Regions from separate parts of the Homo sapiens genome. Here region 1 is linked to region 2. A link is an interaction called in ENCODE POLR2A ChIA-PET data of the cell type or tissue named here. Cell type or tissue: endothelial cell of umbilical vein. All regions are shown on one strand. Links, peaks and the distances in the headings refer to the core of each region. The heading gives the core; the rest is flanking DNA. Region 1 overlaps ROBO3 (roundabout guidance receptor 3). Region 2 holds the start of HEPACAM (hepatic and glial cell adhesion molecule).

Evidence for each region. ChIA-PET counts read pairs that join two places held together with the same protein. Peaks named below come from ENCODE experiments on the same cell type or tissue, not always from the same donor. Only the 100,000 strongest peaks of a DNase experiment are listed, where the experiment ranks them.
Region 1: POLR2A ChIA-PET joins it to region 2 with 10 read pairs; 15 of 35 experiments call an interaction of 5 or more read pairs at or near these places.

What each region holds. Positions count from the first base shown.
Region 1 is chr11:124,880,951-124,883,858 of GRCh38, forward strand. ROBO3 (roundabout guidance receptor 3) reads left to right here. Exons shown (of 28, transcript NM_022370.4): 28 at 289-521. The coding sequence ends at 300. It overlaps ROBO4 (roundabout guidance receptor 4), which reads right to left. Exons shown (of 18, transcript NM_019055.6): 18 at 2,741-2,908. Among named protein-coding and RNA genes, the nearest start is that of ROBO4, 15 kb to the right of the region's middle. RefSeq lists a silencer at 1,823-2,117. In endothelial cell of umbilical vein, for the core only: no CTCF peak of the experiment used is centred there; a DNase peak (open chromatin) is centred at 1,591; H3K27ac peaks cover 1,296 bases.
Region 2 is chr11:124,933,195-124,936,102 of GRCh38, forward strand. HEPACAM (hepatic and glial cell adhesion molecule) reads right to left here and starts at 2,853. Exons shown (of 7, transcript NM_152722.5): 1 at 2,728-2,853. The coding sequence starts at 2,812. All of the region lies in intron 1 of LOC107984406 (a long non-coding RNA gene), which reads left to right. In endothelial cell of umbilical vein, for the core only: no CTCF peak of the experiment used is centred there; no DNase peak of the experiment used is centred there.

The DNA.
Region 1 (2,908 bases), core at 104-2,603, 52 kb before region 2:
GCTTGAGGTGGGAGGATAGCTTGAGCCTGGGAGGTCAAGGCTGCAGTGAGCCATGATCACACCACTGCTCTCCAGTCTGGGCGACAGAGTGAGACTCTGTCTCAAACAAACAAACAGACAAACAAAACAAAAGAAATGACAAGGGGTGAGGACAAGATGACACATAATAGAGGAGCCTGGGCTCACCGTAGGAGAACTGGGTTAGGAGAGAGAAAGCCTGAGCCCTTCCTGGACTTGTTTGCCCTGGGCCAGGGTTTTACAAAACAGCATCTCTCTCTCTCTCCCTAGGAACCAAGATGACCCTTGTTGGGGCATTGAGAATATCATGAGTGCCACGGGGAAGGGGAGTAGGGATGTCTTTTCCCCCCCAGCAGTGATGAGTGGGGCTAGCTGAAGCCCATTGGTTTCCACGATTTCAATTGGCTGAGAAGGCAGAGAGCTAGCTCCTCCCTTTCTTTCTTTTTCCACCTGAGACTTGTTTATAAAAAACAAAACAATAAAAAGAGTCTGATCAGAGCCCAGGGCCCTGTCTGTCTGGTTCTGTGCAGCAGGTTGGGAAGAAGGGGACTGCAGGGTCCTGTATATCAACGCACACTGGTAGCTTCTGCTTCCCCTTCCACTCCGTCAAAAGCACTAAGTTAGGCCAGGCACAATGGCTCACACTCATAATCCCAGTGCTTTAGGAGGCTGAGGCAGGAGGATCATTTGAGCCCAGGAGTTTGAGACCAGCCTGGCCAACCTAGAAAGAACTTGTGTCTACACACACACACACACACACACACACACACACACACACACACACACACAAATAAATAAATAAATAAATAAATAAATTAGCCAGGTATGGTTGTGTGCACCTGTCATCCTATCTACTTGAGAAGCTGAGGCAGTAGTATTGCCTGAACCCAGGTGTTGGAGGTTATAGTGAGCTATGATTGTGCCACTGGACTTCATCCTGGGTGACAGAGTGAGACCCTATCTCAAAAACAAACAAACAAACAAAAAACTGAAAAAACACTAGGTGGGGACTGTACCGTCCTGCTTCTTAAAGGAGTAAGAAGCTCACTGTTCCCGAGTTACAACCATAGAGACTTTCCAAATGCCCAGTAATAAGACACATGTTCCACCTTTGGAAGGTCAAGCCAGGCCCTTCTTTAGTGCCCTCCTCTGGGGTCTGTCTACTTTCCCACAAGAAAATACACCCCTCACAAAAAATTATTTTGAAAAACTCAAAGAAAGGAGGAGCTTATGGGAGAAACCCCAGGCAAGAAGGAAGAGCATGCTTTTTCAAACCATCTGACTCCGTCACAGAGGGTATGTACAAATGGGCAGCTCTTGGTGGGCCCAGATGTGATTGGGTTGATGGGCACAGAACTGTTAAGACTTTTTTGTGGTGAATGCCGTGGTCCTCGTCACCTCCTGCCCTGCATCCCGTGTGCTCACTGGTGACCTGAGGTTTTGTTCCTTCTCGCTTGCTCCACCCTTGACTCAGTGACTTCCCTGGACTCTCTGGGATTGGCAGCTGCCCTCCAGTCCCAGGCCCTGACCTCGTCTGCCCCTTTGACCTGTGAGTGTACAAATCTCTCTTTCCCTTTCAGTCTGGCAAACAGGGTTGGGATGTTTTCAAAAGGAATTTTACCAGGAAGCTAAAAAGAAACCAAAACAACCTCCTCCCCGCAACTGCCACAAAATCCAGATAAGGAAAAGCAAATACAGAGGAACAGATGTGTATGTGGAATACTGATTCTTCCTCCTGAGATCACAAAAATCTGGCCCAGACTGTCCTGATTAATGTGGTTCAGGAAGCCCCCAGTCCCCATGGTCCTGCCTCATTCAGCCTCTCAACTCCCAGTGGCCTCCAAGTAGAGCTGCTGGGTTTGAGGGATGAGCACCCCCTTTTAGGCTCTGCTTCCTGTGGCCCTGTCATGCTCTGTAGCATCCCCTCCACCAACTTGTGGATTCTGCCCCCGACCTTTCCCGCCAAGGGAGGAAGACGCAGGCCTGCCTACCCTCCAGTGCCTCCTGTGGCTCAGGCCCTGGAAGTCCTGCTTCGAGGTTCATCTCTCTGTTCTGTTTTTTTCTTTGAAGGGTGTTCCTAAGCCAACCGTGACAGGTGGTTCTACCTTTTCTGGAGTTCAGCTGCTTTGTCTATTTTAAGAAACCATCTGGGACTGCTGAAAGCAGTTTTCTCCTCAGGATGGGTGAAATCAAGGGGTTAATTTGATCAAGTCTGCCTGCCCTGCTTGCTTTTTGTTTTTTCCCTTTTTCCATGGAGCACAAAGCTTCTTTGGTAGCTGAAGGCCTCGCTGCTGAATGTGGAAACAACCTTCACTGGCTACTTTATAGGTAACATTCATAGGTCACTATGAGAATGGGCGCTACAGTCATTTTTCAGGAACTTGGGACAGCTCTTGTCCAGCTCAAACCAATCGAGACCACCGACTTTTCTACTGGGCCTCTGCAAGTGCTCGAGGGGTGGCCTTTTGACATCGGAGGGCCAAAAACTCCACCCTCAGATCATAACACAACCATTTTCTTTTCTTTTTTTTTTTTCTTTTTTTTTTTTTGAGACCGAGTCTCTCTCTCTCACCCAGGCTGGAGTGCAGTGGGCGATCTCGGCTCACTGCAAGCTCCGCCTCCCGGGTTCACACCATTCTCCTGCCTCAGCTTCCTGAGTAGCTGGGACTACAGGCTCCCGCCACCACGCCTGGCTAATTTTTTGTATTTTTTTTTTTTTTTTAGTAGAGACGGGGTTTCACCATGTTAGCCAGGATGGTCTCGATCTCCTGACCTCATGATCTGCCTACCTCCGCCTCCCAAAGTGCTGGGATTACAGGCGTGAGCCACCGTGCCCAGCCAGCAAAACAATTTTCTACACAAATGTCCTTATGAAATGCCATGAACCCCA
Region 2 (2,908 bases), core at 303-2,802:
AAAGGTTCTTGGTGTTACCCAGGCTGAAGTGCAGTGACGTGATCATGGCTCACTGCAGCCTTGACCTCCCTGGTTCAAGCAATCCTCCCACCTCAGCCTCCTGAGTAGCTGGAATTACAAGCGTGCACCACTAGGTCTGGCTAATTTTTTCATTTTTGTAGAGATGGGGTTTCGCCATGTTCCTCAGGCTGGTCTCGAACTCCTGGGCTCAAGCAATCCAACTGCCTAGGCCTCCCAAAGTTCTGAGATTACAAGCATGAGCCACCGCTCCCGGCCACATTTAGAATGTTTTGGTGTATTTACTAAGTTACATTTTTCCACATAGAATATCCTTGATCACCTTTTGTTTTGTCCCAGTCTTACTGACCGACGTGATCTTTCTATAATTTTTTTCCTTACCATTTGATGACCGGAAAGAGTTTAGGGCCATCTCTGCTTTGTATATTTGTGTCGTTCCTATTCTCAACTCACTGTCTCCATACCTTCAGCTCTCATTATTTCTTCAGCTCATTGTCATTTCACCAAAGCCAACAGTAACCTCTTAATTGCCTTATCCAATGGGCTCTTTTGGGTCTTTGTCACATTGGATCTCTTTGACAACTTCAATGGTATTGATCTACTCCTGAAAACTCTCAACTCCCTTGATTTTCTGGACAGCACCACAGGCTTCTAGTCCTTCTGTCTCTCTGGCTGTTCTCTCTTTGTCTCCTTAATGGGCATTTCTTCCTCTGCTTCCTCTACAAATCTTGAGGTTACATGATGTTTCATTTTCATCCCACGTTTTTCCCTTCCTAAGTAATATTATCTATTCTTATTGTTTTAACTCTCACCTATGGGCTAACGGCTGCCAAATACCTCTCTCCAACCCTGACCTCTCTGCCACCCAACTCCAGGCTATGTGACATCTTCACACGGAAGCCTCATAAGTATTTCAATCTAAACATGTATGATACTCATTTTTTTTGTTTAAGGTTTCACACAGCAATCCTCCTTCCCTTCCTAAATCCTCCTACTTCCTACAGGTCACTAGCTCCTGACTTTACCTCTAAAATATTTTCTCAACATGCCTCATTCCTTCTATCTTTATTATAATTTCAGTCCATGTTATTTCTCCTATTTCTCTCTTGATCTATTGCAATAGCTTTTTGACCTGTGTTCCCCTCAAATTCATACGTTGGAGTCCTAACCCCCAAGTACCTCAGAATGTGAACTTATTTGGCAATGGGGTCACTGCAGATCTAATAAGAAGGGATCATACTGGAGTAGGATGGACCTAATCTAGTATGTGTCCTTATAAAAAGGGGAAATGTGGACATAGACATGCAAACACGGGGAATGCCATACCAAGACTGGAGTGATGCTGCCACAAGTCAAGGAATTACCAGAAGCTAGGAGAGAACCCTAAGGCAGAGCCCTCCCTAGAAGCTTCAGAGAGAGCATGGCCCTGCTGACACCTCGATCTCCCACTTCTGGCTTCCACGACTTTGAGATAATGCATTTCTGTTGTTTAAGCCACTCAGTTTGTGGTATTTTGTTATAGGAGCCCTAGAAAATGAATACAAACTTCCTTTCTTATTTTATTTGCCTCCAGTTTCCCCTCGAATGACCCCCTGCAGACTGAGTAAGCTATCTGAAAGGTACATGTAACCCTGACAGTCCCCAAATTAAAAACCGCTCATTCCCTCACCTCTCAATCCCCAGATTACGAGTCTGGTTTACAAAGCTCTTGCCTCACTCAATTCATGCTTTTCTCTCCAGCAGTGATGAACTGCTGGGCTCTGACTAAACACTTGATGTTATTTCAAGCTGTTGACCTTTGCTCATTTCCCAACCCTAACACCCACTTATACTCCTACCTTTTTTCCCCATCTTTTAAAATTCAGTGCACACATTCCTTCTACCAGAAAACCTCCCCCTGATATTCCCACACCCTGTGTCCTACCCTACCAACACCCCCTCCACCAGCACCAGCTTCCTGGATGGGGTAGGTGACCTTTCTCTGATTGCTATGCATTCTCTGCATAATTGACTTATGATAGTTCCTGCAGTTTAGTAAAATGATCTCCACATCTGTTTGCCTCACTAAGTTGTGAATTCCTAGGTGCTCTGTAATTGTGTGTGTGTGTGTGTGTGTATATGTGTATGTACTCATAAATAGGTATATTTAAATAAGATCACTTCTCAAAGGATTGGTAGGGGGCGGTAGAGGAGGTAAGCAGCTATGGAGTGGAGTGAATTATGGATAGGTGGGTATGACTATCCCACATTAGGAGGCTCATTATCTCCAAAGCTTCTTTCATCTGCCTTACTCTTTTACACACAGAGAAGCCAGAGTCGGGGGCTGGGGAGGTATAAAAAGAAAATTTCCCCTACCCCTACCCATCAAGCCCCACCACAATCCCTTGGAAAGAATGCCAGACTGGCCCACGCCAACAAGTCATCCCATACGAAATGGCCCAGTGCCCGCCATCTAATGTACTGAATGCCGTGGGAGCTCCAAAGTCATGCAGCCTTTTGGGGGAAGGGGGTAGGGGCCGCGCGGGAGGCACACAAAATAAAGAAATACGTTCAACGCTAATGCCTGAATTCCCTGACATGTTTCCCACGGCAGCTGAACTCTCCCCCACTCCTGCCCCAAAGGCATTCAGGCCCTCCACTCTCCCCTCCGTCTGCTGTAAAAGCCCCGGGTCCTTTCTTCAGACCCTTTCTTACCCTCTGGCCTCCTACCTGTCTGGATCAGAAGAAGGTAGACAAAAGGAGCAAGGCGCAGGGCCCTGGAGGCTCTGGACAGGGCTCCCCTTTCTCTCTTCATTTTGGGTGGCGTTCTCCAGCTCTAGTGCAGACAATTAGCATGATTTCTCCACTCTGGGCACGTCCCCTTTGTACCACTCGGAGTTTCTCTGCCCGA